2 separate regions of the Homo sapiens genome follow, and region 1 is linked to region 2. The links are chromatin loops, found by intact Hi-C in ENCODE. Cell type or tissue: OCI-LY7. All regions are shown on one strand. Each heading gives the region's core, and the rest is flanking DNA. Links, peaks and the distances in the headings are about the cores only. Region 1 has its middle 23 kb from the start of MIR1302-8. Region 2 overlaps TMOD1 (tropomodulin 1).

Region 1 (5,372 bases), core at 143-5,142, 210 kb after region 2:
TCCTCAGGAAGCTGGCCTCCAGCTGCTCTTCTGTCTGGACTGCAGCTCCAAGGGGAGGGGGCTCCCTGCCTGCACCAGGGATGGGCACTGCCGAGGAATCCCATAGGCCAGGTAGTCAAAAAGGCTGCCCAGCCATGGGTCCAAATGGCTAGAGTAGAGGACAGGTATGTGCACTCTGCAACTGCCCTCTCTGGCACCATAGCAGGCACTGCTGATCAGTCACAGATTCCGGCCCTGATGCCTCATTTGCAATGACACATATCCCAGATGGTTTATGAGGAGTATATGGGGACTAATGGATCCCCGGTGGCTACTTCCTGAGAGGATTTCACAAGCATCCACACAAAAGAGGAAGCAAAGTGGCCTCACCCATCACCCTGGGCACCCCTAGCCTGTCAATTAGAGATAGCACCTCGGAGTCCCCCTTCCTGAGTGGAGGAAGAAAGTGTTCTGTGCAGGGGAACTTCCTGGGGGTTTCCCTGGGGAGGTGGAGCCTTTGCATGGCCTCAGCCCAGCCTTTGGGGCAGAGAATCCTGTGGCTGAGGCAGGCAGGAGCCACTCATTTGGGCCTCCTGGGACTACCCTGTCTTCTCCCACCACGGCTGGGCCTGGCTGGGGGCCTGGACACACATCGAGAGCCCAGAGGATGGGACCCTGGTCAGCAGTGGTGCTGAGGGGCATGGTGAAGGCAGCTGGGATGGGGCCTCCAGCTAGGAGGAGGAAGCTGGCCTCTCCTATGGGGCCCTGGGCAAGTCACTCTCCTCTTTGGCCTCTGTTTTCTCATCTGAAAAGTGGAGGGATGATGGCCCTGTGGTGCAGGACTCACATGGTGACAATGGAGAGGAATGTGGAGGGCTTTGTGCCTGGCTCTGCCCTGGGGGAGGGGTGTGATGGCAGGAACAATGCTGTGAGTGCTAGGAACCAGGTGCTCAGGAGAGCCTGTGAGGCAGGTGGAGTTCCTGCCGCACTTTCCCAGAGGAGGAAACACACAGGTTCAGGGAGGCCAAGGGAGTGAAGCTGGAATCAAAGCGCCCCAGAAGTGGTGGCAGTAGTACTAGTACCAGCTGATCTGGCCAGGTGTCCAGGGCCCCAGGGTCAGGGGGCTGGGAGAATAAAGGGGTGAAGAGGATATCCTCACTGACCTTGCCCTCGACCCTGGCAGGAGGGGACCTTCAGGGTGGCCACCCTGGAGATGGAGCCCCAGAGAGCCCAGAAGAGGCAGCAGCTGCAGGTGGGGTGGGAGAAACTCCTGGGAGTCAGAGGGCAGGACTCCTCCCTCCCAGCGTAGGCCTCACATCAAGAGAGGAGGGGGCCTTGCTTCTCCAGCAGTGCCTGAAATGCCTCCAACAGAAGTGGCCAGAGCAAGGGTCAGGGAGAGCTGGGCTGGCGCAGAGGGTGGAGATGGTGGGTTGGAGAGGAGCAGGGAGAACCAGGGCTGGCCCCTCACAACCTTTGTGATTGCCAAAGCCGGCTGTAGGAGTGGCTACAGCGAGTTTGCTAGACGCAGAGAGGTGTGGGGACGGGTTTTGGGTGGGGGCAAATCTTGGCTGCTCCACGTGGGAGGCCTGGGTGGGTCCGGGAGGCTGAGTGTGAGGGATTTGATTAGGTAATTAGGGAGCTGCAGCTGCCCCAGGTGGCTGCAGATTGTTTGATCTGATCAACCCGAGGGCGGTACCGGAGAGCCAGTGCTCATCAACACCCCACCCCATGGGCACAGGGTCCGACCCCTCCTTGGCCCATTCCATCTGACCTGGTGATGCTGGGCACTGCGATGAAGGATTATCCAGATGCGATTGAGGCTGGGGAGGGGCAGGGCGGGGCCAGGGTCCTGAGCTTGGGAGGAGAGAGCCCCTCACCGAGTCTTGAGCTCTCGGCAAACCTCCTCTTAGGCGGTCCTCACACTTCCCCTGTGAGCCGGGCGTCGCGCCCACCGTATTGATGAGGGGAACGGAGGCTCCACGGAGCCGCCAGACCCCGTTCCCCGTGTAGTGAAGCGGCCCAGCTGCCTCGCTGCCCAGCTGCAGGAGATTGTAGCTGCGCTGGAGTCAGACGCTCCCTCGGGCGCTGTCCATGGTGGCAGGAGAGTGAAGTTAGAGAGCACGGGAGTAGGTGAACAATCCCTTCCAGCTCGATGCCTCGGTTTCCCTGTCTGTCATCAGAGAGGGCTGGGCTCTAAAGTCCCTGAGCCTCCGCTGCCGTGACCGCCTCCTCTGGAGCCTAGTCTGACCCAGGTTCAAGTCCCATTTTGTATGCACGCCCTGCCCCCTGGTGGACCCTGTTGGTACTGCAACGTGAGAGGAATGTGGTCGGGAGGTGGTCAGGGGCCAGGGACTTTTTGATGGGCTTTGGCTGTGTGACTTCCAGGCAAATCTGATCAACTTCCAGGAAAGGAGTTAGGTAAGCAGCTGTGGCATTCACTGCGGGAGGCTGGGGGCGTGGAAGTCGGAGACTCCCCGCCTGCCAGACACTCCCTGGACCCATCCCCTACATCTTAGACTCATTGGGAGGGCTTGATACAGAGCAGAGGAGGAACCATCCCACTGGAGGGTGGGGGTAGGCGCTGGAATCAAGGACAACTTCCTGGAGGAGGGACTGTTTGAACCCAACTCTGAGAACAAGTAGGGACTGGATGGGATTGGAGTGGAGGTGGGAGCCTCTTAAAAGCAAAGACCTAGAGAGGCCAAGACCCTTAGCCCCACTCCACACCCCCACCAGGGCTCCTCCAGCACCCCCCACCGGGCCCTGTCACCCTGCTGTTCTTCCCTCTGGCACCAGGAATGCACAGTAATTAGGGAGCTGCAGCTGCCTCAGGTGGCTGCAGATAATTTCCACCTGAGGACTTTGGAACCTGGTTCCAGACCATGGAGCAGCTCAGTGAGGATGAGAGATCAGGCTGGGGAAGGACTTGGGTGAGGGCAGGGGTCGACTCTCTCTGGTGGCCAGTAGCAGGAAGCCTGAAGCTATGGCTCCTGGTCAGAGTCATCCTCTAGTATGTGGTGACAGCTGGGCCATCCAGACTGCAGGTGCTGGGCAGGCATTGGGAGGGAGAGCTGAGGTGTGGCTCCAGGTAGTCTCAGGGCTGCCACCCTGTCCTGTAGCTATAAGCAGTCCTGCCAGTCAGAACCACCACCTGAGTCAGCCAGCAACGGCCTCAATGCCAAGGAGAAAAGGCCACAGTCAAGCTCAGGTGCCTGTGAGTGACCTGGTGTACTGGGCGGACTGTCCCAGGGCTCAGTGCAGCTTTGGGCTAAGTGTGGGTTTGGAGTGTCGGACAGCTGGCACTGGGCTCCCGGCTCCATCACTGAACAGCCCTGTGGCTGGGGCAGGGCACCTCACCTCTCAGGGCCTCGCTTTCCTCCTCTATGAAATGGGCTGATGCTAAATGATCACTCTCGGGACCGGGACACCAAGCACGCAGCACAGTGCCCGGAGCACAGAGTGAGAGTGGGTGGCAGGGTAGTCTGAGACCCTGGGGTAGTCCCCTCCAGGTCATCCTGCCCTCCCATCCAGCCACCAGGCCCCCAGAGCAGAGCCCTGGACCAGTGGCTGGACAGACACGAGGCACGCTCAACTGTGACCCCTACGTACGCAGCAGGGCACAGCTGGGCCCCCCAGGGACCCTGGGCCGGCTCCTCCAGCCCAGATGAGAAGGACAGCAAGGTGAGTCTTTTTCTGGGATCCCTTGAAGCCCAGGAGAACATGAGACACTCCTGTCCCCGCTCCCTAAGAGCTCTCCCCCAGCCCTGGCTGCTTTGAAGAGGGGCAAAATTTATTTACTATAAAAATGGATACAATAGAGATGAATACTGTATTAAAATCCTGTTTCTGTTACAGCCTAGGAGCTGTGGTTTTGTTCTTTCACTTCCTGTGTTAATTGGAGATACAGGCTCTCATATCCCTCCTAGAGATGAGGCATCTTGCAGGGGTGCCTGTGTGTTGACTGCAGGAGAAGGGAGATGGGAGAAAAGTAGGACTTCCTCAGGGCCCATGTTCACTTCTGTATCGTCAGCTTGGGCAAGAAGCAGAGACAGCCCCTCAGAACTCCCAGGTTAGCAGCTGAAGGGGCTTTCACACGGCATAGCAGCACCCTTGGGAATCTGGGTGTCTTTAAAAATACCCTTCCAGGGACCATTTCCTGACCCAAGACAGTGGCTACCTTTCTACTGCTTTGGAGGAAGAGGGAACATGTTGATTTGCTTACTGAGGTTTCCTTTGATCAACTATTAGGGACTTGTAGTTTTCTTGTTCAAACACTGGAATTGCATCAGTACTAAGTGTGTATGTGTGTATGTGTTGGGGCGGGGGGAGTGTAAAAAGATCCAAATGTGTAATGTGGAAAGGATAAGGCCAAAGGAGGATTATTTGCAAATGGACTTAGGGCAGGCTGGACATTGCATCTTCAGTTCACTTCCAGGAGAGCCGTGAGTGACCCTTGACCTTAGATTTGACTCCTCCTGGGATTCTGTCTTTGACCTTAGCACTTCTTTTCTTGCTGGTTTCTTATCCAGGGGGAAAGATTTTGCAATGCAATTTTTAAGGCTGCAGCTGGGCCTCATTGCATAAACATTGCTACTACCTAAGATCTAGGATTTCCAGCATCCCTGCAATTCCTGGTATAATTCCTTTCAAGGCGGAAATTCCCTAGAAGACTCCCAGCCTCTCTGTCAGGCACATCCTGGCCATTCCTTCCTGGCTGGAGCCTGATGAACCACAGGTGAGCTCTGGTTTGCCAGGATAAGGGTACTTATTCCTTGTCAACGACAGACCCCACACTCCCATACTGGCCAAGGTGAAGTCTGGGGTCCTGTGTTCCTGAGGTCCAAGGTCTTGGGGGTCCCCTGTTTACACACTCAGTTGTGTTGTTACTGACTTGTCCTAAGGGCAAGCTGGCCCGAGTCCTTAGAGCTTACAGCCCCCTGGATGGCTTTATCCTCTGTCCAGTCTTGTACTGTGGTTATTTCATGGGGCAAAGTGGGCAGGAGTGGGGGGGACTGTGAACTTTTCCCGTGGGGAGAGTTGAAGGTGAGGCATTAGGGGGGCAGTGAGTGGGAGGCATGGGAGGGCCCAGCAATTAGGCAAGAAAATAAAATGAAAGGCATTCAATATGTAAGATATAGGGAAAAAGTGGTTTTTCCCTCTACTCACACACCACTCAATACAATACGTCTGATAACGGATGTGTGAAGGTCATTTCCCCATACATCAAGCAATTCTGCAGTGTATTAGGCAGTGAATTAGGCATCCTCTAATTCAATTCCATTCTGATACTATCTACCTGGAGACAGGCTGAGTGCCCAGTCCCACAAGACTGCCCTCCACTTCAGATGCCCGTAGCAAGTAGTAGGCTGTCACCTGGTTAATACATTCTTTAG
Region 2 (5,372 bases), core at 202-5,201:
AAAAACCCAATGCATACTCAAGTCCCACAGTGGGCCCTACAGAACCCACGTATGTGATAAATCAGCCCTCCATGTACGCAGGTTTCGCCCCCTGCCAATACTGTATTTTCAACCTGTATGGTTGAAAAAAATCCATATATAAGTGCAGCCATGCAGTTCAAACCCATATTGTTCAAGGGTCAACTGTATAGTTTATTGAACAGCCACACCCATTCCTTTACACATGATCTATGGCAGAGTTGAATAGTTGCAACAGACACTATGTGGCCTGCAAAATCGGAAATTTTTACTGTCTGGCCTTTTACAGAAAAGTTTGCCAGCCCCTGATCTAGACCAGCAGCTCATCTGATAGAGGCAGAGGTGGCCTTAAAGATGTGGCCTTCTTCATTTTCTGTTGGTTTGGTTTCGTTTCTATGAGAGATTTCCTCTGATAGCTCTGCTTTCCCCAGCACTTACTCTCTGAGCTTTTAAATGTTCTCTCTGGGAGCTTCATATAAGCTCGGTGACATTTGAGCCACAGTTTTTAGATCAGCACCTGGAATACATGACACATTCTTACTGAGGTCATCCAGCACTGCCATGGTGGCTGCCCAGTCTTCTGGCCAGTGTGCCAGGCACATGTCCCTGTCACACAGGTTCCAAGAAACACATACGCAGCCATGCATAGACCAACAGATTTAATATTATATTGCAGTTTTCAGCGATGCAGAATGCAGCTGCAATTGTGTTTTAAGGAGAAGCCAAATGGGGATGGTTGTCCCTGCAACATGGTGCCACTCCTGGGCCATGTGCAGCCTCAGTGGACACTCTTCCATAGCGCTGAGGCCCTGGCCCCGCCTCCAGTTACCCTGTACTGCCCACTGCCTTACAGTTCAGTGCGCAGGCCTTCACCTTTTCATCACCAGCCTCTCTGCTCAGTGCTCTGGAGTTCTTGACCTTGTCCTTTATCATGAGATTTGCTGAAATCACTAATGAAAATAACTCCCAAAAGCAACAAACAAAAATATTAGTTTAACTGGCACTGTGGTATATTAAAAGGCACAAGGGCATTGTGGCTTAACACTTTTGCTGGATCCCAAGAGACGCACATGATGTTAAAAAGAGATCTGGCAGCAGTACTAATACTACATTTCAGTGTAATCATCTTGGGGTGGTTTGGCCAGGATTTCCCAATTCCTTGATATCTGGAGTTTCTTCACCATTGTCCGGCATCCTGCGGAGGCTTAATATACAGGCGTAAGGTCAGCAGCAATTTGTCTAATAAGTGATGAGATCAGTAGCTGAAGTCTCTAAGCTGGGCCATTACTAAATACCATAGCCATGTTGATCTGGAAATTTATCCCTCTAGTGTCTTACCTCACATAAGCCATTTGCCCACTGTGCAATATAGAAAGGTGTTTTCAAAAGTATTTGGCCGTAGATTTTCACATCCATCATAAGGTTGGCATTCAATAAGGAAAAAGTTCTAACTCCAGTATTAAATTGTACATAAATCCCAAATGTTCTTAAAGAACACTCAGGGACATGTTTGTTGCCTGGGATTGGTAATGAAAGGTTGGTTTTTGAAACTTGAAATTTCACCATTGGTTTTTTTCCTATCATTTCTGCATATCCAGCAAAAGGAATCTCATGTTGACTCCTGGCAGAGTTCAGTGGCTTCAGTCTGTCTATCTGTTCTGAGGGGAAAATTGTGTTCTGGATCCAGTAATCAATTTGGCAACTTTAATCGAGGTTTTCAAAATTCCAAGGAGGGTTAATAAAGAATGATAATCAGTTTTATTTGCTAATAGCTAAGACAAATTTGTAATAAAGTGTTTTATAATACTTCAAAAGCATGTGGAAGAGTGTGCCGTTTCTGTGTCACACATTTTAAATGCACTTGAAACACCACACAGCAAGGCCATTGAAACTGGGCTCCTGGGGCTAAGTCGCTGCTGCTGGAACATCATCTTCAGTAAGATCTGCTGGTTTGGGGGCTTCTAGTTTTTAAATAATAACCAGATTCAACTTCTGTGACTAAAGAAAAACTTCACATTAACGGTATTTTATAAAATTTTCAACTACAACCACTAGTCAACCTAAAACCTTAGTGCATAAAGAACTGAACCACAAAAGGGTTTCATGCTGCCAGCATTTTGCCTTCTGGTTTCCCCTGCAGAGCACAGGTCATCAATAGAACACATCCAGTTCAAAGGCATGGACTCCACCGCCACACACTAGACACCACTCCGGCACTTGGGAATGATGGGCCCAGTCAGGTCCGCAAGCCTCCTCTTCCTCACTGGAAAGGAATGGAGATAAGATATAAGGCACTTTTCCCTGTAGACCAGGGGCCAGCACTGTTGCTGAGAAAGCACTGTGAAACCTCGCACTAATTGGTTTGTTAACAGAGTCTGAAGTCTGTTGTTTTGAAAGGACAGTATGTGTGAGTTGTACAACAGCCCTCCAGTCTGTCAGTGTTCATTGATGAGGGTCTGTGGTAGTGGAGATTCATTCATAGATATCTGCTAAGTGGCTGACCACACAGTCCCACGTTATAAGTCGGCTATTTTCTTTGCTTACAGAAGCTCCAGTTGAAGATCTTTACTCCGGTGTTCAGATAAGAGTTAAAAGTTTAGTCAGTCTTCTTAATGAGATTAGGGTCTTAACCAGGTGGAAACATTTCCCCCAGCTATGTCTGGGAGCTCCTGGCCTACCTCCTGCCTATATAAACGAGAGTTTCCACCCGAAAGATTACCCTGCAGTATCTGTATCCCCTTATGTTTAACCTTGCCATTTTCCCCGGGGGCAAGACAGTTATGCTCAACACTGTTCAAGTGACAAAGTAGTTAAATGCCATGAAGAGGAAAGCACTAGCCAGGAGGTTGCAGGCTGGAGACGTTAGCTTAAAGGATGATGAGGATGCAGGGAGGGGCAGGAGGGGCTCTGTTTGTTGTAACAAGGGAGAGTGTTTTGAAATTAATTGTAGTGTCTGCAGATAAGACCAAGCAGCAAGCTCTATGAGCCACAAGAGAAAGGTCAAAGAAGTCTGTAGAGCCAGTAGGTGGCAGTCGAGAGGCCTGCTGGTGTTGGCAGAGACAGGAAGCTATGGTGGAGGGAAAAAAAGTCCGTCTATACTTAGATGTCTTCAGGTTCCCAAGCTGAGGCGGTAGACCTGCAGCCACCAGATCGATGAATACGAGCTGCAACAAAAACCAAATCAGCTTGTGCATGACACTGGCCATACAAAGCAGACCCACAAGGGAGGTGGGGCCAGCCCAGTTCCTTAGATGATCAGAATGTCCAACTTCTTGGGGGTAGATGTGAGGGGACAAAAACCAAAACCCAAAGAGCACAAGAGGTTTGCTCAACGTGACCAAAGAGTTTACATGAACCAGACTTTTAAGCATCTCCATAGTAGCTGTGCAGGCATGCCCACCAGGGCCATCCTCATTGCCTCATCGGAGCCCCTCCAACGCTGCTGGAATGTTAGTTACCATTCCCATTTTATGGATGAGGAAAGTATGGCAGAGAGGGTATATTTCTTGCTTAAAGCAATAAAGCTAGTACCAGACAGGACCAAGCCTTTTTTTTTTTTTTTTTTTTTTGAGATGGAGTTTCGCTCTGTCACACAGACTGGAGTGCAGTGGCGCAATCTTGGCCCACTGCAACCTCGCCTCCCAGGTTCAAGCAATTCTCCTGCTTCAGCCTCCTGAGTAGCTAGCATTACAGGTGCCCGCTGCCACACCCGGCTAATTTTTGTGTTTTTAGTAGAGATGGGGGTTCACCATGTTGGCTAGGCTGGTCTCGAATTCCTGACCTCAAGTGATCCCCCACGCCTCAGCCTCTCAAAGTGCTGGGATTACAGGCATGAGCCACCGCACCCAGCTAGAACCAAGACTTTTGACTCATCTTGAGCCTCAGTCCAGTGCCTCCCTCAGTAGACTTGAGCCTTGTGTGGGTAGGGTTTCCATATCCATATCGCATCTGATTCTCACAGGGAGGATTAGCTCCTTCTCCCTGCAGAAGAAAAGAGCCCCAGTCCCTGAGAGCTGGCAGCAGAGCCAGGACTGAAATCCAAGTCCCTGGCCCATGGTTGAGGGAACAGAAAGGACCCTATGGCTTGGTGGGGGGGTTATTTTCCATTACTTGCCCTCATTGTGTCCACTGGGCCGGATCTGTGTGTGTGTGTGCATGGTTCCCCTGGCACTGGCTTGCCTATTTTTTTTTTTTTTTTTTGAGACGGAGTCTTGCTCTGTTGCCAGGCTGGAGTGCAGTGGCCCGATCTTGGCTCACTGCAGTCTCCGCCTCCCGAGTTCAAGCAATTGTCCTGCCTCAGCCTCCCAAGTAGCTGGGACTACAGGCATGCACTGCCATGCCCAGCTAATTTTTTGTATTTTTAGTAGAGACAGTGTTTCACCATGTTGGCCAGGATGGTCTTGATCTCCTGACCTCATGATCTGCCTGCCTCGGCTTCCCAAAGTGCTGGGATTACAGGCGTGAGCCACCCCACCCGGCCCCCTGGCACTGGCTTTTTCAGGGACTGGATGGAGAGAAGGGAAAGGCATCCATTTATTCAGGTATTATTTTTTTCCCTTTTTAATGATGAAGGAAGTTGAGACCAGGAGAGGGAAGTAACTTATTCCAAGTTACGAATAAGTCACAAAACTGGGAGTAAAAGCTGGGTCTCCCAATATCCTCCTTCAATTCTGTCTGGTCTTTACTTTCTTTAAAAAACTCTTCACTGCTTATTGCAAGAGCCAGAGACTCCTTTTATTGTGAATGCCAGAAGGGCTCTCCAGTCGTCCGGACCAACCTCCATCTGCTGCTTGAACTCCTCTGCCACTTCTTGCCAAATTTGAACATTTCCATCATGTTTTTGGAAAGCACTTTCTATTCATTTAAATATTCGGCAGCATGTACTGAGTGCTGTGTGCCAAGCACAAGAATCAGAAGTAAAGACACAGTATAACAGGAACCAAGATATACAATGTTTGAGAACTACTGTTTGAGAAATATGAAGTATTAGAGATGCCCTGGCAGCTCTCTGAGGTATGAGAGGCATAAAGAATGAAGTGGTCAGACCTTCCCAGGTGGCAACTAACAGGTCAGCTGAATTTTAAACAACAAAAAGGTAGAGGATGGGAAGGTGGGGGGCATTGGGAGTAAAGACCCTCTAAGGGTAAGCTTTTCCTTGGTCACTTGGGGGCACTCAGGCTACCTGGAATGGTAGTAACATGGCAAAGGGATGGCTTGTTGGAGATGTCAAGAGACGACCTCCTGATGGGACCATCTCCCAATGTGGAGCACCCAGGCACTGGAGCCACATTGCCAATTCAAATCCCGGTCCTGCCCACGGATTGTGGGTAATGTTAATTACCTACTTCCCTAGA

What was found. A loop is a pair of places that touch in the nucleus more often than their neighbours do. Peaks named below come from ENCODE experiments on the same cell type or tissue, not always from the same donor. Only the 100,000 strongest peaks of a DNase experiment are listed, where the experiment ranks them.
Region 1: a loop joins it to region 2, with 11 times the contacts of the local background. A loop is called at or near these places in 8 of 110 quality-filtered maps.

What each region holds. Positions count from the first base shown.
Region 1 is chr9:97,384,033-97,389,404 of GRCh38, reverse strand. No RefSeq gene overlaps it. Among named protein-coding and RNA genes, the nearest start is that of MIR1302-8, 23 kb to the right of the region's middle. RefSeq lists enhancers at 402-551, 582-781, 832-1,396, 2,647-3,152, 3,153-3,659. In OCI-LY7, for the core only: CTCF peaks have their summits at 2,069 and 2,268 (motif pointing left); a DNase peak (open chromatin) is centred at 2,244.
Region 2 is chr9:97,596,543-97,601,914 of GRCh38, reverse strand. TMOD1 (tropomodulin 1) reads right to left here. Exons shown (of 10, transcript NM_003275.4): 10 at 172-2,281. The coding sequence ends at 2,217. TSTD2 (thiosulfate sulfurtransferase like domain containing 2) reads left to right here. Exons shown (of 10, transcript NM_139246.5): 10 at 1-1,835. Among named protein-coding and RNA genes, the nearest start is that of TSTD2, 34 kb to the left of the region's middle. RefSeq lists enhancers at 2,958-3,007, 3,098-3,167, 3,238-3,297. In OCI-LY7, for the core only: CTCF peaks have their summits at 2,837 and 3,041 (motif pointing right); a DNase peak (open chromatin) is centred at 3,064.